Linked DNA regions of Homo sapiens: all the other regions are linked to region 4. The links are chromatin contacts, found by Hi-C or POLR2A ChIA-PET in ENCODE. All regions are on one chromosome and are shown on one strand. Each heading gives the region's core, a stretch centred on a gene start or an enhancer-like site at or near the end of the contact. The rest is flanking DNA. Distances are from core to core; before and after follow the strand shown. Region 1 overlaps STAP2 (signal transducing adaptor family member 2). Region 2 overlaps SH3GL1 (SH3 domain containing GRB2 like 1, endophilin A2). Region 3 holds the start of FSD1 (fibronectin type III and SPRY domain containing 1). Region 4 holds the start of MYDGF (myeloid derived growth factor).

What was found. Hi-C counts contacts between places; a loop is a spot of excess contacts on that map. ChIA-PET counts read pairs that join two places held with the same protein, here RNA polymerase II (POLR2A). Pooled maps may share reads with other maps.
Region 1: a loop to region 4 is called in a map of CD14-positive monocyte, with 2.4 times the contacts of the local background. The contact joins the enhancer-like site here to the promoter of MYDGF in region 4. A Hi-C loop is called at or near these places in 1 of 168 maps with a recorded cell type or tissue (CD14-positive monocyte) and 8 of 50 pooled maps. POLR2A ChIA-PET finds 5 or more read pairs at or near these places in 3 of 52 experiments (HEK293 and WTC11).
Region 2: a pooled map shows a loop between it and region 4 (3-fold over the local background). The contact joins the enhancer-like site here to the promoter of MYDGF in region 4. A Hi-C loop is called at or near these places in 2 of 50 pooled maps. POLR2A ChIA-PET finds 5 or more read pairs at or near these places in 4 of 52 experiments (A673, CD4-positive, alpha-beta T cell, HepG2 and 1 more).
Region 3: a pooled map shows a loop between it and region 4 (3-fold over the local background). The contact joins the promoter of FSD1 here to the promoter of MYDGF in region 4. A Hi-C loop is called at or near these places in 1 of 50 pooled maps. POLR2A ChIA-PET finds 5 or more read pairs at or near these places in 2 of 52 experiments (H1 and HEK293).

The regions. Positions count from the first base shown.
Region 1 is chr19:4,325,652-4,329,064 of GRCh38, reverse strand. STAP2 (signal transducing adaptor family member 2) reads left to right here. Exons shown (of 13, transcript NM_001013841.2): 6 at 256-390; 7 at 1,680-1,749; 8 at 1,839-1,941; 9 at 2,058-2,123. Among named protein-coding and RNA genes, the nearest start is that of STAP2, 11 kb to the left of the region's middle. RefSeq lists a silencer at 336-585 and an enhancer at 1,555-2,536. Within about 2 kb of position 1,389, at least 7 of the 41 ENCODE cell types and tissues checked have a DNase peak (open chromatin) inside an H3K27ac peak, as active enhancers do.
Region 2 is chr19:4,367,220-4,370,639 of GRCh38, reverse strand. All of the region lies in intron 1 of SH3GL1 (SH3 domain containing GRB2 like 1, endophilin A2), which reads left to right. Among named protein-coding and RNA genes, the nearest start is that of MPND, 25 kb to the right of the region's middle. RefSeq lists enhancers at 1-698, 1,151-1,340, 699-1,648. Within about 2 kb of position 1,504, at least 33 of the 41 ENCODE cell types and tissues checked have a DNase peak (open chromatin) inside an H3K27ac peak, as active enhancers do; they include A673, CD4-positive, alpha-beta T cell and OCI-LY7, where a contact is called at or near this core.
Region 3 is chr19:4,302,635-4,306,160 of GRCh38, reverse strand. It overlaps FSD1 (fibronectin type III and SPRY domain containing 1), which reads right to left and starts at 1,563. Exons shown (of 13, transcript NM_024333.3): 1 at 1,400-1,563; 2 at 120-215. The coding sequence starts at 1,414. RefSeq lists a silencer at 1,440-1,609.
Region 4 is chr19:4,668,656-4,671,958 of GRCh38, reverse strand. MYDGF (myeloid derived growth factor) reads left to right here and starts at 1,617. Exons shown (of 6, transcript NM_019107.4): 1 at 1,617-1,798. The coding sequence starts at 1,625. RefSeq lists a silencer at 1,228-1,617.

The sequences.
Region 1 (3,413 bases), core at 140-2,639, 340 kb after region 4:
AGCGCCATTGCACTCCAGCCTGGGCAACAAGAGCGAAACCCTGTCTCAAAAAAAAAACAAAAAACCCCACAAAAACTAGGAGCCTGGAAGGCCGGACTGGGTCTCCGTGGGAGGGGCCTGGGTCTGGAGAGCAGGGCAGGGTCTCCTGGGCCTAGGGGATGGGGATGGGGCTGGGTCTCAGAGGAGGCAGGGTTTACGTGCAGAAGAGCGGACTTGGTCTCCGGGGTCCCGAGTGGGTGACGCGGCCCGCCACAGGTGCTTCCTGAAGGTGAGCCGGCTGGAGGCACAACTGCTCCTGGAGCGCTACCCCGAGTGCGGGAACCTGCTGCTGCGGCCCAGCGGGGACGGCGCCGACGGCGTGTCGGTCACCACGCGGCAGATGCACAACGGGTGCGCATGCGCGTCTGGAGAGCCCTGGGTGGGAGGAGGGTGGGAAGAGGGTGGGCGCGGGGGCGTGGTCAGAAGCAGGGGCGGAGTCCGACCCGCTAGTGGGTAGGCCAGGGGACGGAGCCAGAGCCGAGACGGGCGTCTGGGGACGGAGTCAGAGCTGAGCTGGGCGGATTGGGGGAGGAGTCAGAGCTGAGGTGGGCGGATTGGGGGAGGAGTCAGAGCTGGGCTGGGCGGATTGGGGGAGGAGTCAGAGCTGGGCTGGGCGAGCTGGGGCGGGTGGAGTCAGAGCTGAGCAGAGTACACTGGTGGCGGAATCAGAGCTACGCTGGGCGTGTTGGGGCGGAGTCAGAGCTGGGGTGGGCGGGCTGGGGGAGGGGTGGAGTCAATGCTAGGCAGGGGAGCATGGGGGCGGAGTCAGAGCTGGGCAGGGAGGGCTGGGGGCGGGATCAGAGCTCCGGGGTCGTGGGATCCTGAGGCTGGCCTTGCCCCAGGTATGGGGTTAATGCCTAGGGAAGAAGGTAGAGCCCAGGCCGACTCCTTTGCAGGAAGAGCCAGGTCTTGGGTTAGGAGCTGGGACTCCCTGTAGGTGGAGTCAGACTCCTAGGTTAGGATCGGCCCCTCCGGAACGTCAGGTACGCAGGGGCCAGGTCTGGGCCACTGGAGGGGATGAAGTCAAATCCAGGGATGGGAATGGGCTCTTTGGGCAGCGTCAGGATCTACGGGGGGGAGTCATGGCCGTGATCCTTTTTGGAAGTTGAGTAGGGCTATGGAGGCGGAGCCAGCCCTGGGGGCGAAGTCAGAGCCTTATGCCAAATTCTCAAGCCCAGTCCAGGGTTGGGCAAGGCGATGTAGAAGGTAGAGTCGGTGCCTGGGGGTGGAGCCATTACAGGGGGCGGGGCCTACCTGGGGCGGGGTCTTTAGGGCCTGGTTCTCCCTAGGCGCGGTGCCAGAATTAGGGGCGGACCTTTCCTAGGGTGTTGTCAGTCTGGCCTGGTCCCTCGCTGGAGGTGGTGCCAAGACTAGAGGTGGGGTCTTCTGTGGGGGTGGGTCGGTCGGGCCTGGTCCCCGCTGGGAGCAGTGCTGGGATCGGGCAGTCAGTGCTCCGGGAGGTCAACGGGGCTTAGGTCCTTTATGGGGTGGAACCAGTCAGTGGCGGGGCCTTCTGTGGGGGCGGAGCCAGTATGGACCTGTTTCTATTGGAGGCGGAGCCTGGAGTTGGGGCGGGGCCTTCCCTGAGGGGCGGTGTGGGAGCCTGGGCTGAGCCACTCACTCGCTTTCTCCTGGTGCAGGACGCACGTGGTCCGGCATTACAAGGTGAAGCGGGAGGGCCCCAAGTACGTGATCGATGTGGAACAGCCGGTGAGCGTTGGGCCAGAGTCCCTAGAAGTGACTTTGTGGGGTCCGCGTCCCTTCTCCAGCAGCCTGACCGCTCCCCCATCTGCCCCCAGTTCTCTTGCACCTCCCTGGACGCCGTGGTCAACTATTTCGTGTCGCATACCAAAAAGGCGCTGGTGCCATTCCTGTTAGACGAGGACTACGAGAAGGTGCTAGGTGGGTGCCCCTTCGGGGAGTTCGGGGGCCCAGTGCTCACCTCTCCCGCCCCCGCTCGGACGGACCGGGCCGCCCCTGGCCGCCGCGCTTCCTCCAGGCCGCCCTCTCTGTTCCAGGCTACGTGGAAGCCGATAAGGAGAATGGCGAGAATGTGTGGGTGGCGCCCTCCGCTCCGGGCCCAGGTGACGCCCCCTTCCCGCGGGCCGAGGTGGGAGGGATCGAGGACCCCGCATTCAGCCACGCCCCCTCAGTCAGTTTGGTGGCTGCACCTCCTGCATCTGATGTTCCCAAAGTTGCAGGGACAGAAATGACTCAGACCCTGCCGTCAGGGTGTGTGTGTGGGGGAGGGGGCGGGGGTCCCAGCTTGGGACAGAGCTAAACACAGACACTCTCATCCTGTAGGGTTGAATTTGGGGTGGAGGAAAAACCTGGGCTCGGGGGAGGCGCCTAGAGTTCGGGAGAAGATGGGGGCAGAGCAGGGAAAGCTTCCCAGAAGAGTGGGTCTTTGCAGATGGTCCCAAAGGATCTCCTTAGGTAGAAATGGGCATTGAGGGGTCAGAGGGTACACCCGGACAAGCAGTAGCCCCACAGGGACCGAGAATCCGGGTGGGTGTTGGGAAAGAGGTGGAAATCGGTCCTGTTTATGGAGTGGGAAGAGGAGGCAGAGAACACACTAGAAAGGAATGTAGCGTGGGTTGTCTGGTCTTCCCTGGTCTGGGCGTATGCAAGGACCCCCAAGTGCCACATCCACACACACATTACACATGCATGATCCATGCAACTGTGGCCACCTGCCTAGCCAGAAGGTGACACACACTTGTGCGGGCACAACAGATCACACATGCATAAATACACGTGTGCCCCAATTCCAGTCACATACAAATGCTATGTAGCACAGATACACCTGTGTCATGCCACAATCACATGTGTACACATAAATGCAGATACGTCCGTGCACCGGCACAAACTCGGACACGTGTAGATACACGGGCAAAACGCACTCATGTAGACAAGGACTAAAGCAGCCACCTCAGCAGGCGTGCAGTCACACACGTATACACACCACAGGTGTGTGTGTACAAACGTTGCACTTTAACTTATCTAGATTCAATTAGTGTACACGTGTATGCCACACAAAGACTTTTTTTTTTTTTTGAGATGGAGTCTTGCTCTGTCACCCAGGCTGGAGTGCAGTGGCGCAATCTCGGCTCACTGCAACCTCTCCCTCCCAGGTTCAAGCGATTCTCCTGCCTCAGCCCCGAGTAGCTGCGATTACAGGAGCCTGCCACCACGCCAAGCTAATTTTTGTATTTTTAGTAGAGACGGGGTTTCACCATATTGGCCAGGCTGGTCTTGAACCCCTGACCTCAGGTGATCCGCCCACCCTGGCCTCCCAAAGTGCTGGGATTACAGGCGTGAGCCACCGCGCCCGGCCCAGACACAGACTTATACATGGGCACACACACAGACAC
Region 2 (3,420 bases), core at 255-2,754, 300 kb after region 4:
AGAGAAGGCGCTGGTGTTGCTCTCAGGATGGCAGCCCTTGTGGGGCCTGCGGTTGGTCACTCGGGGTTTGCAGCTGGTACTCTGACCCCGTCCAGGTGGGGCCCTGTGGGAGAGTGGGGAGGGGGCCCCCACCCACCCTGCCACCCTGATGCAGGTTCAGTCAGCGGAGGGTGGTCTCACCCCTGAGCCCTGTTGGGTCCCTGGCTACTGAGTGGCCCCATTATTTTCCTCCGTTTCCTGCCATGCGGGGTGGGAACAGGAGGCGAGCCTTGTGGGTATGGGATGGACTCGAGTGCGGAGCTGTCATTGCCACTGCTGAGTCCGCTGCACTAGTCAGGGCTACAGCCAGCCTGCAGAGTCTCCCTCGGCAGGAATGGACTGCTGGGACCATGGCCTCAGTCCTCCCTCCCCACCGGTAGGGTCTCTGATGCGGGGGCATTGGGGCTGGCTGCCCCACAACAGGCAGCTCTTGCCTGGCAGATGGCACCAGGGTTAGGAACACTCGCTCCTGACAGCGAGCCCAGAGGCGCCCTCTGGTGAGCCTCCCCGTGGCGCCCAGCTCTGCCGCAGACTCTCGGTCCCCTCCGTGCTCAGCAGTGTGCTGGTGTGGAGACCGCAGTGAGTAGGGCCCCAGCGGGCAGGAGCCCACGCTTGGTTTCCGCGCTTGCGGCCGGCGCTGCACGTGGCCCGGCTGCCTTGCTTTTCCCGTGTTTCCCTTGTGGCTGCTCATCCCTGTGTCCATCTGTGCTGGTTTCTAGCCCATAAGCCTTGGAGAGAAGGGGCCTTACAGGGTTGTGTCCCCTGCCCAGTGCCTGGCCCGTGGGGGACCATCAGTCACCACAAGGGACTTGGCTGGAGCTGAGCAGAGGGACCCGGGTAGTTAGGGCACAGCCTCCCGGGTGTCAGGGGTGCGAGGAGTCAGGCGGTTGTGGGGGTTCAGGAAGTCGTCCTGGGGCTCAGGAAGGCAGGGTCCTGGATTCCCAGGTGAGATGGGCAGGTGGGGCCAGGGCCAGAGCCAGAGGCCACCAGGTGGGTCTTTGGTACCGTGGCGGGTCCCCAGCCCCTCCCCTCAGAGGCAGGATGTGGTCCTCGCCGGTAGGGCCTCTCCTCCTGCCCTGTGAGAGGCAGGGGGCTGGGGAAGGGCCCTGACGGAGCCACTCCTGCCAGCCTGCACACTGGGTCCTGCCTGGGCAGGTCGTGGGGCCGGGGTGGCCTCCGCCCAGAAGGTGTGGTTTCGCAGCCCGCTGGCTTCAGTTCTCCTCCCGGCTTCCCAGAAGAGTCCAGTCTCACATCAGCCACTCATTTCCCTCTCCGGCAGCCGCTGGCTCTGAGCACGCCCTCTCTCGCCACAATCAAAAGAAGTGAAACTGTCCCAGGAAATAGAGTGGAACGCCCCAAAAACACCTAGGGAGGGGGGGCTCCTTCCTCCTAATGCCTTCAGCAGAAATGGAGGGCAGCCCCACTCTCCTGCCCCGCAAGGGACAGTTCCTGCTTCTCACCTGTGCCAGAGTCAGCCCTCCCGCGGTGGGTGTGACGAGGTGATTTTTTTTTTCTTTCTTCTTTCTTTTGAGATGGAGTCTTGCTCTGTCGCCTAGGCTGGAGTGCAGTGGCTGGATCTCTGCTGACTGCAAGCTCCACCTCCCGGGTTCACACCATTCTCCTACCTCAGCCTCCCGAGTAGCTGGGACTACAGGCACCCGCCATCAGGCCCGGCTAATTTTTTTGTATTTTTAGTAGAGACGGGGTTTCACTGTGTTAGCCAGGATGGTCTCGATCTCCTGACCTCATGATCCGCCTGCCTCAGCCTCCCAAAGTGCTGGGATTACAGGCATGAGTCACCGCGCCCGGCCAACGAGGGGATTTTTAAGAAGCTTCCAAGGTGCTGTGTGGCTGAGTTGAGAGCCACCAACCCACAGGCAGGAAAGGGACAGGGGTCAGAGGCATGGGGCCTGTGCTCACTGAATGCCCGGCACACCCCGCACATGAAGGCAGGTGGACAGAAAGGGTCCCGATGCGTGGGTGAGGACAGTCCCGTGGTGTGGGGGCTTCCAGAGCCAAGCCTTGGAGGAGGGCCAGGAATTCCTTGGCAAAGGGGCTGGTGTCTTTTTGGGCAGGTTGCCAGGACACAAGACCAGCCGTGTACTCCGGGCAGGCTACCTTTTGCAGAACTTGGGGTTGGGGGCATTTGCACTCATGGTGCCTTGGGCTGTGACCTCCAGGCATGGGCTAGAGGGTACACCAGGTGCCTGGCGTGGGCAGAGCCCCAGGCTCAAGCTTCTCCTGCCCCCGCACTTCCTGCTCTTGGGTCACTTCCTCCCAGGCTGGGTCCTAAACTCCTGACTGCCCTGCTGGACACCCCCCAGCCCCACACAGCCAACGCAGTGTGGCACCACACGGACCCTCATGGCATCCCTTGGCCACGTCTTGTGACAGCTCGGGGCAGGCAAGCACCAATCAGACCTGGGGAGCACCAGGGGCACAGGCCATGGCCCACGGCACGCAACACCTCACTCTCCTGCCCAGGCCGTGTGTGCACGTCTTCACACAAGTGATCAGACCCGGGATGTTAAATTTGCCGATGACTTCAGAGATGGCACACCCTGTGACACTTGGCCCCCAGAGGGCAGGGCCAAGCTTGTGACCTCAGGCGGCCTCCCTCTGGGAGCCTCCATTTGTGGCAGGGCCTGGCAGCCACTCGGCTCTTCATGAAGCGCTGTGTGCTGGGAAGGGCCTCACACTGTCCATCCTCACTCTGTGCGGCATCCCTTGGCGCCAGGCACACATGGGATACGTGGGGTGAAGAAAGCAACGCCTGTGCTCAGACAGCGGTGCTGGGGTTCAGTGGTTCCCGCCATGTTCCATGGGACATTTCAGGGCTGTTTTTCGCATCCCAGGCGCTGTCAGAGGGAGTGGTTTGGGAATTCAGTGCTTGCTTCTGCCTTCCCACCACACGAGGAAAGACGCTGTAAGTGCCTGTCATTGTCATCGCTTTCACCGTAGCTGAGAGCCGTGAGGACCAAGGTGTGCCAGGCCTGTGTTGACTGCCTTGTGAAACTCAGTGTCCACATGGGGCAAGGGCTGGGCTGTCCCATCCTGCAGACACGGGCACCAGAGCACAGGAGAATGGCGGCCTCCCTGCCCGGCTGCCTGCACCTCTTCTCGTAACTGTCAGCTCCTGCTGCCTCTCCCAGCCAAGCTGGCAGGATTTTTTTTTTTAAGTAGACCCCACATACTCAAGGATGGGGGCAGATCCCCACATTGCTATCTGTGGGGATGTTTGTGTAGGCGCTTCTGGAAGCAGTGTCTTCTGAGCCATGTGTTCTCAGGCTGAGGCTCTGGACTCCACCGTGGCCCAGATGGGGCCTACTGTGGCAGGGTCCCCAGTGGGTATGTGAGTGGCAGTCGGGACACACACAGGTG
Region 3 (3,526 bases), core at 314-2,813, 370 kb after region 4:
TCAGAGAGGGAACCTGAGACCTCCCACAGGCATCAACAGCAATGGGCCAGTTCCTAAGGCTGCACCCTCCAGCTTCCTCCCCTCCCCTTACCTCCCCAGGACTGCCCCACCGCCTTCACCTCCACGTTCAGCAGCATCTGTTTCAGGGAGTAGATAAAGCTCTGAATTTCTTCATTCTTCACAGCCAGTGTTTTGATGATCTTCCTCAGGGCCTCCTGCACCACCAGAAGTGTGGACACACACAGGTGCACACACACATGTGCGCACACAGGTACACACACGTGTACGCACATGTACACACGTGCACACACATGCACACACGTACATAAATGCACACGCGTGCGCACACACATGCACACACATGCGCACACACACACGGCAGGCAGGTGAGCCCGTCAGCCTGGCCAGGCTCCCTGACCCGCGCTCCCCTCCAGGGATCCAGAGAGGAGATGTGGGGGCTGCCACGCTATTGAGCTTGGGCACCAGCCAGGAGGTAAAGCTCCGGGCTGATACAATTCACCCATAGCAGCTGGGCGCCCTAAGCTACCCCATATTACAGGAGAGGAAACTGAGGCTCACAGAGAACCTCTCAGGAAGGGACAGACCCTGGCCCCGAACCAGGCGTGCTTGAGCACAAAGGCTACAACCCGATACCTACATCCTGAAGGTGGGGCGTGAGGGGCTAGCCTGAGGACAGAAAACCCCAGAGGAGAAGGATGTCTGCTGGAAAATGGGCTAACCTGGGGAAAGGGTTCTCGGTGGAAGGAAAAACCCCAGGGAGGTGGGATAGCCTGGGATAGGGGCTAGCCTCGGAACAGGGGTGGGGCCTACCTGGGGGAGAAAGATAAGCAAGGAGAAAGAAATTACCTGGGCAAAGGTGGAACCTGGGGGCCAGGGATGCGGGGGCGCCAGGTAAGCGGGGAGGGGGCAGGGAGGTCTTGGGGAAGGGCAGGGGATTCTGGGAGGGAGGATCCCGCTCGGGAGCCTCTTGCTCTGACCCAGGCTCCAACCTGCTCCTTTTTCCTGGGGCAGGGTCGGTGGGGTCCGCACTGCGGAGCTGGCGGGGCGTCTTCCAGGGGTGGGGCGGGGGGCCGGGACGCCTGGTCCGCGGCCAGGAGGGAGGGCGTGGGGGATGGGGGTCAGGGATGGGACTGGGATACTGGGCAGGGTGGGGGGGCGTAGAAGGCACGTGCCTGGCCCCAAGCCAAGATGTGGGGGGGCTGCGTCCCAAACTGGGGTAGGGGGGCTAGATCCGGGCGGGGTCGCGAATGGGGTGGGGCCTCAGCCGCAGAGCAGCTGGGGTGGAGGCGGGGAGGGAGTGGGGGCGCTGCGGCAACACCTGGTCCCCTTCCCCGCCCCCGACGCCCCTGCGGGCCCGCCCTGCCCCACCCCGTCCTACCCTCTGTTCTTCCATGGCTGCAGCCCAGGTCACCCCGGCCCGGCCCGCGGGCCCCGCGCACGCTGGGTCCCCAAGCTGCCTTTGCCGCGGCCGGTAGCCAATGGCCCGCCGAGCCCTCGCCGCCGCCGCGCCCCCGGTTAGCGCTCCATCACCGCGCGCATTGCGCAGGCGCACCCGCCGCGGCCGCCTGGGAAATGTAGTTCCGCGCTGGCCTCGCCCAGAGCCCTCACATCCAGCGCCTGGGGCTCACTGGGCGGTGTTGGTGGTGATATGTGAGCTGGAGAGAGCCTTGGATGAGAAGACAAGGGGCTCGACCCCTGGCCCTGCCGTGGGACCTCAGAATCATCTCTAATGCTCCCGTGCCTCAGTTTCCCCACTTGTTCACTCACACAGGTTATCCGTTGCTACTCAAATTGTCTAGCCCGCCTGGCATTTACTGAAAATCTAAGGCTTTTGCCCAAGAGGGTGTTTAGCCTCCAGTGCCTTCTTTCCATTTGTCCCTATGTCACAACTGAACTCCTATACACCCCACAAAGCCCCAGGCTCCAACAGCTCCTCCAGAAGTCTCCGTGCCAGCCCAGGTGCGGAAGCTAAGAATGTCTGGGTCCAGCTTTGGAAGGACCTGGGGGCTAATCTATCCAGGGTCCCTCAGCAGACGGTGGGGGGAAGGGTGGAGCTTCAGAATGTTCTGGGGAGGGGAAGGAGTGGGTAGGGGAGGCTGGGCGGGTGTACGTGTCTGCAGGGGAGGTGCAGGCATAGCCACCGCAGAACCTCCCTGTGGTGGAGGGGAACGCTGTGTACGATGCAGGCCTTCTAGGTCCGAGTGAGAAAGGAGGTCACTCTGCAGTTGGGTCTGAGACATTGAGGTCTGTGGGTTCGCCACCTCCTCCCAGAATGCACTACAGAATCAGGGGTGAGGGATGCAGGGCTGGGAGGAACTCGAGAGCCCATGAACCTCCTCCACGGGACCCCCAAGCAGGTCATGTAATAGGACCCAAAGTTATCAACAGAAATCTATTTCTCTGAACCTCAAAGGAAGATTTTTTAAATTATTATTATTATTTTTTTTTAGAGACGGACTCACTCTGTTGCCCAGGCTGGAGTAACGGGGCGCAATCATGGCTTACTGCAGCCTCCAACTCCTGGGCTCAAGCGGTTCTCCTGCCTCAGCCTCCCGAGTGGCTGGGACTATAGGCATGCACCATCACCCTGGGTTGGTTTTGTATCTTTTTTTTTTTTTTTGAGACACAGTCTCACTCTGTCGCCCAGGCTGGAGTGCAGTGGCAGGATCTCGGCTCCCTGTAATCTCCATCTCCCCAGTTCTGGCGATTCTCCTGCCTCAACCCCACTGAGTAGCTGGGACTACAGGCGCCCACCACTAGGCCCAGCTAATTTTTGTATTTTTAGTAGAGACCGGGTTTTGCCATGTTGGCTAGGCTGGTCTTGAACTCCTGACCTCAGGTGATCCACCCGCCTTGGCCTCCCAAAGTGCTGGGATTACAGGCCTGGGCCACCATGCCCAGCCTGTATCTTTTTTTTTTTTTTTTTTTTTTTAATAGAGATTGGATCTCGCTGTGTTACCCCAGGTTGATCTTAAACTCGGCTCAAGTGATCCTCCCACCTCAGCCTCACAAAGTGCTGGGATTACAGGTGTGAGCTACAGCGCCCAGCAAAAGAAAGACATTTTGGGAGCAAAATAATTGAGGCAGGGACCCTGTCATTTAACTCACTGCTCAGGCCTATGTCGCCTGCCCCTCCCCCACGGAGCCACCTGCTCTCGCACTGTGTCTTCCTGTACCTAGATGTGTTTATGTAGAGCCTTCCAGAAAGCTCACAGGGGTGGATTCCTCCCACTCACTTGCATACACTGCCTTTCTTTTCTTTTTTTCTGAGACGGAGTTTCACTCTTGTCGCCCAGGCTGGAGTGCAGTGGCGTGATCTTGGCTCACTGCAACCTCCGCCTCCCGGGTTTAAGCCATTCTCCTGCCTCAGCCTCCCAAGTAGCTGGGATTATAGGCGCCCATCACCATGTCCAGCTAATTTCTGTATTTTTAGTAGAAATTAGTAGGGGTTTCATCATGTTGGCCAAGCTGGTCTCGAACTCCTGACCTCAGGTGATCCACCTGC
Region 4 (3,303 bases), core at 368-2,867:
ATATATGAATATATATATTCACATATGTGAATATATGAATATATATATTCACATATGTGAATATATGAATATATATATAGGAATGGGGTCTCACTATGTTGCCCAGAATGGTCTAGAACTCCTGAGGTCAAGCAATCCACCCACCTTGGCCTCCCGAAGGGTTGGAATTACAGGCATGAAGTATCACGCCCGGCCAATAAATTTCCTAACGCAAGCAGGTATCCCAATTTAGAACAGGCTGCCACTGCAGAAAGGCAACTGGCTTGGACTTCTGTCATTGGCAGAGGAGTCAGCCTCCACGGGGATCCTTCTCACCTCCCTGGGGCTCACCACCCTCCGTAGCTATGGAGTAGAGTGATTTAATTCCTCAAAGGGTGAATTATAACCCATCTTAGGAGTCATCTATGACGTTTTCTCTCTGGATTCTGTTTTTTGCCAGTTGGGAAGGACTAGAAACACCAGCTTAATTATTGACCCCCCAGGCCTGGCCACTGGTGTTTTCTTGAAATGTTAAGCCATTTGTAACCAAAGAATGACTTCCTTCTCTAGTTGAAAACCTGGGATCTAATGATAGCAATAGCTACAATATATAATTCTCAGTTCATTCGTCCCGGTGTGGGAACTTAATTCCCTCACTTACTCCTCCCAACAACTCCTTGAGGTAGGGATTATTTTCTTTTTAACTTTTTATTTTGAAATAATTTTTGCCTCCCAGAAAATCTGCAGAAACTGTAGGGTTTCCTAATACGCTTCATCCAACTCCCCCTAATGTGAACATCGTCTGTAACCCCTAGGACAAGCCAGGTTATCAAAGCCAGGAAGTGAACACCCACATAATCCTATTAACAAATACACAGACTGATCGAGCGTGATGACTCACACCTGTAATCCCAGCACTTTGGAAGGCCGAGGCAGGCGGATCACTTGGGGTCAGGAGCTCAAGACCAGCCTGGCCAACATGGTGAAAACCTGTCTCTACTAAAAATACAAAAATTAGCCAGGGGTGGTGGTGAACACCTGTAGTCCCAGCTACTCGGGAGGCTGAGGCAGGTGCATCACTTGAACCTGGGAGGCGGAGAGTGCAGTGAGCCGAGATCGCGCCACTGCCCTCCAGCCTGGGCAACAAGAGGGAAACAAAAGCAAGCATCCTGCTTCTCATCCTACTTTCCCTCTGCTAATTTTGAATATCGATGCACACACATCTTGGCTGCAACGATTATGAGAAGTTCGCCTAATGGTGACCTTCGATTTCCCTCACTCCCTGTACATCTCCTAACTGAAAGAGCTGCAGTCAGTCACACGGCTGGTGAGGGACCCTGAGACCCCAAAACGAACTCCATTACCACCTGAGGGACCCTCCAAGGATCGCCGGGCTACGCAGGGTCCCTAGGGTACGAGGCCGCCCCCTCGGCGGCCCCGCCCCCTCGGCGGCCCCGCCCCCTCGGCAAAAGTCCCGCCCCCTCGACAAAGTCCCGCCCCCAAGATGGTGGCCCCGGGCGGTGGACAGGGCGGGGCGTGCCGGGTCACGTGGACAGCCGACGCCGACGTGGCCTCCGGCGGACGCTCCACGTGTCCCTCGCCGCGCCCCGTCTACCCGCCCCTGCCCTGAGGACCCTAGTCCAACATGGCGGCGCCCAGCGGAGGGTGGAACGGCGTCGGCGCGAGCTTGTGGGCCGCGCTGCTCCTAGGGGCCGTGGCGCTGAGGCCGGCGGAGGCGGTGTCCGAGCCCACGACGGTGGCGTTTGACGTGCGGCCCGGCGGCGTCGTGCATTCCTTCTCCCATAACGTGGGCCCGGGGGTACGTGCCACCGCCGTCCCGGATATTTGAGTGCTGGCAGGCCCGGGGAGGGGGCGCGGAGCATTGGGGGCGGGGCCCGAGGAGGGGGCGCGGACCGCGGAGGTGGGTACTGAAGAAGGGGTGCGGATTGTTAGGGTCGGAGGCTGAGTGGGGGGCGCGGGACCGTGAGGCCGGGGTCATCACTGGGGCAGGACTGAACTCATAGGGAGCGGGGCCTTGTGGGCCCCGGCGGCGTTGAGGGGGCGTGATCACCTGTCACCTGTCGCCTGCCTGGAGTGTCCAGGCACCCCTGCCCTCCAGACGCAGAGGTGGGGAGGGGTCAGTGATGGGAGCGGCAGGAGGCTAAAGGGCATCTGCCCTCCTGGGCCTGAAGGAAATCAGTCGCTGCAGCTCCGAAGAGGGAGGAAGTGCTCCTTCCTTCCATTGCACAAGGTCCCCCCTCACCGAGGGTGTGAGGCCGGGCCCTCAGCCCTGTACTCAGCTTGTCGGCAAAGTCCTTTCCCCTCTCAGCCTCCCTTTCCCCGCCTGTAATAACAGTATCTTTACTGTTTTTTGACTATTTCTTTTTAGACTTGCGTGCAGTGGCGGGATCTCGGCTCACTGCATCCTTAGCCTTCTGGGTTCAAGCAATTCTTCTGCCTCAGCCTCCCCAGTACCTGGGATTACAGACGTGTGCCACCACACCCGGATAATTGTTGTTGTTGTTGTTTGAGATGGAGCCTCACTCTGTCGCCCAGGCTGGAGTGCAGTGGCGCGATCTTGGCTCACTGCAACCTCTGCCTCCCAGGTTCATGCCATTCTCCTGCCGCAGCCTCCCAAGTAGCTGGGACTACTAATCTTTGTATTTTTAGTACAGATGGGATTTCACCATGTTAGCCAGGCTGGTCTTGAACTCCTGACCGCAGGTGACCCGCCCACCTCGGCCTCCCAAAGTGATGGGATTACAGGCGTGAGCCACTGTGCCAGGCCAGTTTGTTGACTACTTCCTTATAGTTAGGTGTGATGCCAAGTCCTTTATATGTTAGGCCCAAGTTACAGATGAGAAAATGCTTCACATAAAAAAGAGAAACAGAGAGAAACTAGAGGCTCAGAAAAGTTTTCACTTGTCCAGGTCCCATGGCAAAACCCATCTCTACAAAAATACGAAAAATTAGCCAGGTGTGGTAGCAGGTGCCTGTAATCCCAAGTACTCAGGAGGCTGAGGCAGGAGAATCGTTTGAACCCGGGAGGCAGAAGTTGCAGTGAGCTGAGATCATCCCACTTCAGCCTGGGCGACAGAACAAGACTCTGCTTCAAAAAAAAAAAAAAAAATTAGTCGGGTGTGGTGGTTGCGTACCTATTGTCTCAGTTACTTGAGAGGCTGAGGCAAGAGGATTACTCAAACCTGGGAGTTCGAGGCTGCAGTGAGCTGTCATTGTGCCCCTGCACTCCAGCTTGGGTGACAGCAAGACCCCGTCTCTTAAACAAAATAAAAATTTCCTTCTACCAAACCTTTTTTTTCCTTC